Linked DNA regions of Homo sapiens: region 1 is linked to region 2. A link is an interaction called in ENCODE POLR2A ChIA-PET data of the cell type or tissue named here. Cell type or tissue: PC-9. All regions are shown on one strand. Links, peaks and the distances in the headings refer to the core of each region. The heading gives the core; the rest is flanking DNA. Region 1 overlaps PCNX2 (pecanex 2). Region 2 overlaps PCNX2 (pecanex 2).

Evidence for each region. Peaks named below come from ENCODE experiments on the same cell type or tissue, not always from the same donor. Only the 100,000 strongest peaks of a DNase experiment are listed, where the experiment ranks them.
Region 1: POLR2A ChIA-PET joins it to region 2 with 6 read pairs; 3 of 35 experiments call an interaction of 5 or more read pairs at or near these places.

The regions. Positions count from the first base shown.
Region 1 is chr1:232,986,377-232,991,719 of GRCh38, reverse strand. PCNX2 (pecanex 2) reads left to right here. Exons shown (of 34, transcript NM_014801.4): 33 at 5,180-5,343. Among named protein-coding and RNA genes, the nearest start is that of NTPCR, 38 kb to the right of the region's middle. In PC-9, for the core only: no CTCF peak of the experiment used is centred there; a DNase peak (open chromatin) is centred at 3,019.
Region 2 is chr1:233,060,396-233,065,774 of GRCh38, reverse strand. All of the region lies in intron 23 of PCNX2 (pecanex 2), which reads left to right. Among named protein-coding and RNA genes, the nearest start is that of NTPCR, 110 kb to the right of the region's middle. In PC-9, for the core only: no CTCF peak of the experiment used is centred there; no DNase peak of the experiment used is centred there.

The DNA of each region.
Region 1 (5,343 bases), core at 344-5,343, 74 kb after region 2:
CGGCCTCGAGAAGCACCACTGAGCTCTGGCTTGGTCTTCACATCATGTTCTCCCTGTACTTCTCTGTGTCCACACGTCCCCTTTTTATAAGGACACTGGTCATCATGGACTCAGGGCCCATCCTACTCCAGTATGACCTCATCTTAACTAATGACATTTGCAACGACCCTGTGTCAAAGTAAGGCCCCACCCTGAGGTCCTGGGGGTTAGGGCTTCAACAGAGGAGTCTGGGGAGGGAACATGATTCAGCCCGGAACACCCACGCGCATCCCATGAGCACCCCTCCCCCGCAGGCCCCCATCTGGTCTGCTCTCTCTCTCACGCCTTCTCTCCCTTCTCTCAGCCCTCTCTTATGAGCCCACATCCCCAGCACACGGTCTCTTGCTGTCCCTCAACAGTGTCAAGCATTCTCCTTTCCAGGGCCCCCTCAGCTGCTGCCTCCTCTGTCCCCAGTGTCCCTCTCCCAGGCTTGCAGCTCCTTCGCTTACTCACACAGCCTCCCATCAAATCCCAGCTTATCCAAGAGACCCTGGCCAGCCTTCCATACAGCACTGCTGTCCCCCTGCCCCACTTTCTCCTCCCCTCCAATCCCTGCCTGATGCATGTGCCTTGTCTGTGGTCAGAATTTCCCATGAGCTGCTCACTGCCCGGCACCTAGGACAGTGCAGCCCACGGTGGACGCTCAGGTGGGCAGCCCTAACTTCTGCAGAGCCTGTGACAGGAGCACATGTGAAGACCACACCACCCTCTTCCCCACTCTCCCCACATCCTGCCAGGTGAGGGGCTGCCTGCATGCACTGGAGCCTCCCCATTCACATGCCCGTCTGGGGGTGCACGTGCCTGCAAGTAGGCCCAAGGTCCGCCCTGGGAGACGACCCTGGGGAAGAGGCCTGTGCAGGCCCCAGTTTGGGGCAGGGAGTTCTGGAGTCCTGGGAACCCAGCACACGGCCAAGCAGGAGTGGGTGGGAGCTGGTTGACGTGCTCCTGTCTCCACAGCTTCCTGGCCCTGTGGGGACAGAGACGGCTGCAGGGGCCACCAAGGGAAACCTCTGAGGTGCTGGGCTGGGTGGTAAGCATGATCTGGGCTCAGCAGACAAAGGTTGGACGAATGAGTGGATGGTTACCCCTCCTGGCCTCAGCCACTTACACTACAGCTTCCCTAGAGGGCGAGGGTGCAAAGCCCTTGGGTCTCAGAGTTGCAGCTGTAGGCAGGTTCTGTCACAGCCAAGAGCAGTGGAGCCAAGAGCTGCCGATCTTGTTGGCTCTCCTGAAATGTACCATCATGACCTTGGTGCCCCAATCCCCCGGCCAGAATCCCTCCAAGATGTGATTCAACTATCCAGAAGGCTCTCTAGCACTGACTGCGACCGGGAGCACAGAGCTTTCATTCCCCTCAAGACACTGCACCTGAGACCCAGTGTGCAGGTAGCCCAGGTTCCAAGGAGAGCAAGCCCAAGAAGGAGGCTACCACAACGGGAGGGGCGGCTCTGCCTGGCCCTGCCCGGGACACTTTGCGGAAACCACCTACCTGCCATTCCCAGCAGGCCATCATTCCCTTCAGGGATGTGAGGATAACTGGATTTGATTTCAGTCTCTGGCCTCCTTCTCACCCTCCTTCTAGTTAAGTAAAACAACCATGCCCGTCCGAGTTGAGACACACAGCTCCCAGAAAGGAAGCCAGAGACCTGCTTGGCCAGTGCAGGGGCGTTAGAGGCCAGTCTCCAGCTATGGGGAGAACATTCCCTGATCCCAGATCTTTGGACTTGACCCTGGAAGTATGGAGGAATCACCTTCCTATTTTCCTAACCTTTAGCTTGCCCTCCAGTCTGCAGTGGCAGCCCCTTGGGCCCATCTACAGGCGCTTGCCTATGGGTCTCAGCCTCTAGTCAAGATATTGATTAATTTTTTGAAATGCTTCTAATGGCCAAGTTTAAGAAACACTGTACCCACCCCGAACTTTCTGAAGCTCACTGGATTTCTAATCAGCGTTTTGGCATCTGGTCAGTTTTGCAGGTTTGTCCTGTGTATCCTTTACTTACATGTTAGTGTACTGGGTGCTGAGCTCATAGAAGTGATACAGGGGTCCTTTGCTGCAGAAAGGGCACATAGTGGAGAGGACCGTGCATCAGACAGTGACAACACAGTGTGCTGAGTGCCATTGGAGAGGTGGTTGGGGGCCTCTCAGAGTGGAGGACCTGCCTCTCTGGGAAGGGCATGACAGAGACCCTTAGCCAAGTAGCAAAGAGTGAGCAGTTTTTTTTTTTTTGAGACGGAGTCTCACTCTTTCACCCAGGCCGGACGGCAGTGGCGCTATCTCGGCTCACTGCAAGCTCCGCCTCCTGGGTTCACGCCATTCTCCTGCCTCAGCCTCCTGAGTAGCTGGGACTACAGGTGCCCGCCACCACGCCTGGCTAATTCTTTGTATTTTTAGTAGAGATGGGGTTTCACCGTGTTAGCCAGGATGGTCTCGATCTCCTGACCTCGTGATCTGCCTGCCTCGGCCTCCCAAAGTGCTGGGATTACAGGCGTGAGCCACCGTGCCCGGCCGAGTGAGCAGTTTTGAAGGGCGAATTTGAAACAAATTCTAACAAGGGTCTTGTTTTACTCACCAAGTCACCAAGACTCAACTCACATAACTGGGGACCCAACTGCCCCCACCCTTCGTTGGTCCTTGCCTCAATTCTGGTCAGGTATCCCAATCCTGAGCCCTTGCTAGAGGCTGAGCGGACTGGGGTCCCTCCTGCCTGAGACCTCACAGACAGAACTCCTCTCCCCAGGCCAGCCACGCTGTGCATCTGCTGCTGCTGGTGCACACAGCACTTTGCACCCAGCTGCCAGGCGCTCACTACGCCAGCCTCATCTAGGTCCTGACAACCTGCAAACGTCTTGCTGGGGTAAAAAGCATATGTCACAGCTGGAAGGGGAGTTGGCCTAGCAGTGGAGGCTGGTGACCTACTTACTGGTGAGCAGTTAGGAATTCATAACTAATCCGAATCCCAGATTGGAGAGGGAGGCTGTGTTCTCATATTACTAAGGAGCTACACCACGATTGTTCAGATAACATCAAAGACAAAGGAATTAAGTGCCACGATAATAAACCAAGGAGGGTGATTTATATGTAAGGTATTTCCATTCAGGTTCTAAAAAGGTTTTCCCTAGAAACATTCATAACTTGGTAATAGAGTTATTTGCAAAATAAGTTAAATTGTAAAATAATGATCTTGAGTAGCACAAATGCATTTAGCATGGTTTGCTTCCTTAGTGCTGTTCCATTTGCAAAATTAATTAAAAAAAAAAAAGAGCAATGAGAAAACCTGAAGCAATGAAATCGGGTGGCGGGGGAGTCCTTGTCTTGCACAGACTACAGCAGGCCACTTCCCTTTGACACACAGTGGGTTATTTGTCCCCTTGTTCCTGGAATTCTCTAGGAAGTTCCCCACCAAGTATGGGTGGTCTTCTATTGAGCATCACAATCACTGACTTGTGGATAAATGTGGAGTATTTTTGGACAGTGATCAGCTTTACGATAGAAATCACAAACACACGTCCGGCCTTGCCAGACACTGAATAAACTAACAAATCGCCCTCCTTATTTTTCATTCTGATTCATCAGGGTCCCTTTCCTCCTCTCCTTTTTCTCTGTAAGAGGAATATATTCAACTACTCAGCCGGGACCTTTCAGGCCGGCCCGAATGCACCCCTCCTGCAGCAGAGGCGGGTGGGCCCCATGCGAGGGGCTGAGCACACTCATCCCAGGGAGGGCAGCCCCGTCCTGCGGAAGCCCCCAGCACTGTGGGGCGAGCGCTCCTTACTGTCAACACACGGGCAGGAGAAAGTGAGATGGGAGCACCAGTGCCCTCTGCAAATGGGCACTCGACCATCACAGCATCCAAACTGGCACTGTGGTCAACAGGAGGCAGAAAGGCCCCTTCAGCCTAGGCCACGGTGGGGTGGGGTGGGGCTGGAAGGAACCCTGGAATCCCCTTCGTAATGTGTATCCCTAAGGAATTGCCTCTCACATGATGTGTCAGTTCTTGGGTTCTCCTGGAGGCAGCCACGCCCGCTTCACAATCACCAGATGCATAATGAATAATGGGCATTTGGGGTGAGGTGGAACACAAGGCAATGCATAGGACGTCCTTTCTGATACTCATGCCTCCGCCCCCTTGTTTGTCTTTATTTAATGCCTAATTGTAGCAGCTGCAGGGATATGCCCATGATGCCGTTCATAGAACCATGATGTCACTAGCTGCTCCCATCAAAATGATATTTTGCAATTAGCCCCTAGTGATCATGGATGCTCAAGTTAAGCAACCCGGTGTTCTAGCCAGCACCCATTTCCTCAGACTGCTTAGACTGCAAAGCTGAACCACAGGCTGCACAGGGCCATCACGCACAGAAGACCCCATGAAGTTATCCTGCTTCCAGCAGCATGGACACAACCACATCTTTGGGGGTAGTCCAGTCCCTTTTGTCAAAAATGGCCTTGTCTAGACAAGTTTCAGCAAAGGCTGGGGTGGCAGGGCCCCTGAGGGGCGAGGCAGTGGGCAAAGGGGCTGGCTGAGAAGAGCATGGGAAGCAAGGCCCAGGCCTGGCCAGTAGTTGCGGGCCTGTAAGGGAAAGCTATTCTGGAAAAGAGGCGAGGGCATGGGCTTTCAGCTCTCCTCCCCTTTCTTCTTTTTTCATGGCAAATAAAAATGACAGAACCCTGCACGTTTTCCTTTATCACTGCTGATCGGATGAGCATGGGAACCAAGGTCCTGAGCCAGGATCATATTTGGGTTTACTTTATGAGCCCAAGTTCTGCTGCTGGCATTGTCCTGGTTCGCCTGAAGTAAGCAGCTTCCAGGCATGTGGGACTTTTCAGTGCTAGAACCAGGAATGTCCTGGCAAACTGAGCAGATCTGTCACCCTGGCTGCAGCTTCTCACACTGTACCCCCAACCCCAGCCCCCACCCTTGGGTGCCCTTCAGTCGGCCCTTTGGTTCTCAGGACCTGGACTTGGCGGGAGGGAGTGGGTGAGGCAGTGGTCAGGCTTCCAGCTCTTGTCCCAGCCTTGCAGGTGGTGCACTGAGGAGGGGTCCTTGGGCCCAGGCAGAGCAGGCCACCTGCTGCACCACACAGGTATCGATGTTCATGACCCACCCGCTACAACTCTGTGTTCTGCTTTCTTTTAAAGGCAGGAGGAAAGGCAGGAGCCAGTCCGTGCAGGCACACTCAGCGCTAAGCCAAAGGCCGCCCATGCTGAGCTCATCTGGCCCCATCTTAGAGAGCCGCCAAACATTCCTCCAGACGTCCACCTCAGTGCACGAGCTGGCCCAGAGGCTCTCGGGCAGCCGGCTC
Region 2 (5,379 bases), core at 301-5,300:
AGAGAGGTTATGACCTACAATTTTCTGTCTTTTTAGCCTGCGCCTTTCCTGACTTTCAGGCTAGACAGATCAGGGGTTTGTTGATGCTTTTTTTTTTTCTTTTGCTTCTGTAGGTGTTTCTGGGCTACGTGAGGCAAAAATAAAAACAGAGAAACTCACCACAGTGTTTTTCCTTGGATCCCATGATGCCCAGATGCTCTACTTTTTCCTTTTACCTTTCAGAAGGTGTTTTTATAACATGTAAAATCCAGGGTTTTCGTTGTACCAAGTAGAGGAATAAGGAAAAATACACCAACTCCATATTTCCGGAAGAATACAACCAATCTGCATGTATTCATTGTTCTTATTCGTGCTTAGCTTTCTCTACTGCAGTTTCATATGGTATGATGAAAACATAATATGTTGGATACCAGTATTCTGTATAGGGTATTCTTTCATTGCAGGCCTCAAATAGACTTTCAGGAAATAGACTTTTACAATAACATTAGGAGGTAAGAGAATTGCCTCATTATGTCCATATGGCTGCCTGTGAGCACACATGTATGTTTACACAGAATCTTAGAAACTTCACCTTGAGGTAGGCTGAACACAGTGTGGTTGCCGAGTGTATTTTACAGTTTATCTATAGGATAATAGAAGAAACCAGAAAAGCACTGAGGGAATGTAAACAGAGAGAAAAAATGTTGATTCAGACCCTGTCATGATAAGATCCTTGTGGAGAGAGTGGTATAAAACTCAGCAAGCTTTATAAACATAAAATGAAAAAAAAATTTTAGTTTTTTAACTTAATAATTAATTACTTTGAAAAGTTGTATAACTAAGACTAAAATTCACAAAGATCAGTAGAAGACTTCTACACAGCAACAGTGGAGTAATATGTGGTTGTACTCCTATTTTTTCAGTATGGCTAACTTGTATTATCTTTTCTTTATGAAAATCTGGTTTAGAAGTTTTCAGTTCCAGAGATGTAGCAGACTAGATAATCTCAAAACTTTTATACCTGCTAAAAGTATCAAAAAATGATAGATGGTAAAATTCCTCCTAGATACATGTTTGAGCATAATAATAAAGTTGGAAAATTCCCAAGGGCTAGAAAGAAAGAGGGAGCAGAAAACAGCAAAACCCACTATCACTGCCTGGGAAGAATGGGGTGGGTGGTGGGTCGGGGCTGTGAGTCTCAGTAACATAGGGACTGACATTTTAAAATCTATGCCAGGCTAGGTGATGAAGCGTTAGTCCTACAGAAGCAGAAAGTTTCAACTAAGACTTCCACATAAAGCTGTAGCCCTGAAGGTCTTCCCCATCAGTGAAGAAGTGAAACACCCAACACAGAGAAGGAACAAGAAATCTCAACTGGTCAGAGAGAGGGAAGAGTGGGGACAAGTCTCCATTGTGAATGGACAATACTAATCTTTTGTCACATGCGGGCTTGGAGTTCAAAACGATACTACCCATATTTGGAAATTGTCACATTGAGAAGTTAACACAAAAATGGTACTGGTGTGTAAAACCCCTAGAGTTGCTGATGAAGCCAGTGTAAAATTATTCTTAAAGGACATGACATATCTTCAACTAATTCCACAATAAAAACTGACTGGAAAGGAGCTCTCAATCCAGTACTACGCAATACAAAAGAAAAATATTCACTGTGAACAAGAACCAGGAAATAAAATAAATAGCAGATTTCGACTCTCCAAAACTAAAGATAAGTAAAGAAATAATCATATATATATTTAGAATAAAAAGTTGTATAAGAAGAAATAAAACTAAAAGGCCAAGATGTTATGAAAAAAAAGACAAATTGGAACAAATGGCTTATAAAAATAAATGCATATAGTCATTAAAATGTATACTGTAATAGACAAGTTAAATAGTAAATTAAACACAGCTAAACTAGAAAGCAGTCAATCTAAGAAAACTGGCCAGAATGCAGCAGAGAAAGATAAAGAAATGGGAAATATTCCAGGGAGGTTAAGAGACTTAGAGGACAAAATGAAAGATGTCAACTAGAAGTCTAGAAGTTCCTGGAAGAAGGCATAAAACAAATAGGGAGAAGCACAGTTTTAAGAGAAAATAATAGAAAATTTTCAAAATTGATGAAAGACATGAATCCTCAATTTCAGGAATCTAAGTCATGACCATAATAAACTAAAATAAATTCACATTTCTACACAAAATAGTGAGGTTTCACAGCACTAATATCAAAAAAGATCTTTAAAGTATTCAGAAGCAACAGAAAGAATGGATACTAATTAATAACAGTATGTATGACCAATAGAAGAATTCTATACAGCAACAATGGAGTAATATGTAGTTGTACTCCTATTTTTCAGTATGGTTAACTTTTATTAGCTCTCTTTTCTCTCCCCCACTCTCATTCTCTCTCCCTGCCTCTCTTTCTCCTTTACCTTTTTTCCCTTTTTTAAAACAATCATTCTCATCAAATGTGTATATTTTTGTATGTTTGGTATTTATTTAACTACTCATTCTATTTGTTCAATAATTACAGGGCTATTCTTCTTCGTTGTTGTTGTTGTTGAAGACAGAGTCTTGCTCTGTCTCCCAGGCTGGAGTACAGTGGTACAATCTTGGCTCACTGCAGCCTCGCCTCCCAGGTTCAAGAGATTCTCCTGCCTCCACCTTCCGAGTAGCTGGGATTACAAGGGTGTGCCACCACACCCTGCTAATTTTCATATTTTTAGTAGAGACAGGGTTTCACTGTGTTGGCCAGGCTGGTCTTGAAACTCCTGACCTCAAATGATCCACCCACCTCAGCCTCCCAAATTGCTGGGATTACAGGCATGAGCCACCGTGCCCGGCCTCTTCTTTTGTTTTTATTCTGGAGTTACTTTTAGTATGTTACAGCTTTGTAGGGGATTACCTATTTCATTTATGTTTTCAAATTTATTGGCACAAAGTTGTTCATAGTATTGCCTTATTATTTCTGATTCTGTAGAATTGTCTTTATAATTTTATAATCAGACTATAGTGTAATGTGTTTAAAAATCAAAGAAACAATACAATTAGCATAATAACATAAACTATGAAGATGGAATATGACCAAATACATCTGCCTGGACACCCAGCGAAAAGACATACCTTAAATATGGTGACTTGGAACAGCTGAAAATCAAAGAATAAGTGAAAGCATTAGGCAAGTGCAAACAAATTAAAGCTACTGTTGTGGCTTAATATTGAACACAGATGTATTTGGGGCAAAAGCCATTAGGATTAAAAACATTTTATAATGCCAAAGACTAAAATTCACAATGAAAATATAAGCTATGAATATCAATGCATTAAGTCACGTAGCAAAACTTATATGGAAAAAAAGAAATTTTATTTAAAAAATAGAAACACAGTAGTGGTAGAAAATGTGACTCACTTTTCTTAGTTCATGACCCATCAAGTGATCAAAAATTAGATAAGCATATAGAAGAAATAAATAACATAATGTAACTTCAATATATACTACAGAATATATACACACATGCACAAACACATATACATATAGAAAATGAAAAAAACCTTTTCAGGTGCCCATGGGATATGAAGAAACACTGATTATATATTAGGCAATTAAAAAGGAGCTCACTTTCATAGTTCTTACAAACTACAATAGTAGTTCAATTTCTAGTAATGACATGCTAGGTGTTTACAACCAATTTTCCCCAGTGAGGGCAGCTAAAGAAAACTGGGTAAAATACAAAGAAAGGGGCTAGGCGCAGTGGCTCATGCCTGTAATCCCAGCACTTTGGGAGGCCGAGGCAGGTGGATCACCTGAGGTCAGGAGTTTGAGACCAGCCTGGCCAACATGGTGAAACCCCATCTCTACTAAAAATACAAAAATTAGCTGGGCGTAGTGGTGCATGCCTGTGATCCCAGCTACTCGGGAGGCTGAGGCAGGGGAATCGCTTGAACCCAGGAGGCGGAGGTTGCAGTGAGCCAAGATCGCACCACTGCACTCCAGCCTGGGCGACAGAGTAAGACTCTGTCTCAAAAAAAACAAAAACAAATACAAAACAATAACAACAAAAATAAATATAAAGAAAAAAACCAACAAAACTTTCTTTAAACTCAAAGTTGTTGGTTGCTCAAAACCTTCAAAGTACTGAAAATTCAGATCAAAATCCAGTAGAAGGAAAGCACCCAGCACTCATAACCATTTTTATTCAAGACCATCTGCCAAACCTGAAAAAAGAAACAGCCAAACTGAGCTGTTTGTGGTCTTGGAGGGCAAATGTATGAAAAGTCAAAACCCAGGCCCAGTAAGGCTGGAGGTCACCTGAAGGCGCTGATCCGAGGCAGTGCTCACCCTGATGGGTGTACAGCAGTATGTCCTCAGGAAATGTCTCGTGCCAAATCATTCTGAGCTGCGTGGTGACAGCAGAGTGCCATTGACTTTGCAAGAGCTAATACGATTGTTAGTAGCAGCAGCAATTAAGGGCAGAAAAACAAACCTAGCTGTACCTTGTGCATATAATCAATTTTAAAGGAGACAGTACCCCTGTATTTAAACTCTGGCTGCCTTTTCATTGTCCAGATTTCTTTAAGGTTGGTCTGCCTATGAATAGAATTACAGTCTATTTTTAACTCTGTCTTGGATTTGCTATATGAACAGACCCCCACCAAACTTCTCACTCCGGCCAGCAGTATTTCCTCACCAAAAAATAAGACAACTTTTACCATAGACTGTGTGTACTGACAAAGGGGAATTTGAAGCATTATCAATATAGAAAATTACTTTTAAATTATTTAAGTTGTTCAGATGAAACTGAGAGAGAAGGTGCTTGACTTAGAGAGACTGGCCATGGGGTGGAAAGGCCAAGTTTGAAGGGAAGAAGCCAGCTCTGCTCTCTGCATTTTGTATTAACATAAAAGAGGGGTGCTTCTCAGTAAGTCCGCTTCTCTGGAGAGTCCTGTTATACGACTCTTGTTCTGTAGTGCTCAGGACAGCATTAGCCAGCAATGCACAGTGACTTTGTCAGGCAAGTGCTAGGAAGACCATGCATGCAGACGCATGCCTAATGTGTACCAGGATTGCATGTTCCCACTGAGATTGGGGAGTGAGCTATAAGCCCTGTTTCCTCTTTGAGCTACAGAGCTGATGTTCATTTGATTGGACAGTTAAGGCAGAAATCCAATTACTGAGCTAATTAGCACCTTTGAGGGGTAAGCACCAAATTTACAGGAGGAAAGCACTGGAGAAAACTCAAATTACCCAGTGTGGCTGACAGTCCACCCTCTTAGAGAATGTGTGGAGAGCCAGAGGTCCTGGGGGTACACAGGCAGCTTAACTTAGTTATTGCTCATCAGAATTTAGACTGTGTTCTATAGGCTTCTGAAAAGATAGCTTTCCAGTGAACATAGTTTTAGAAG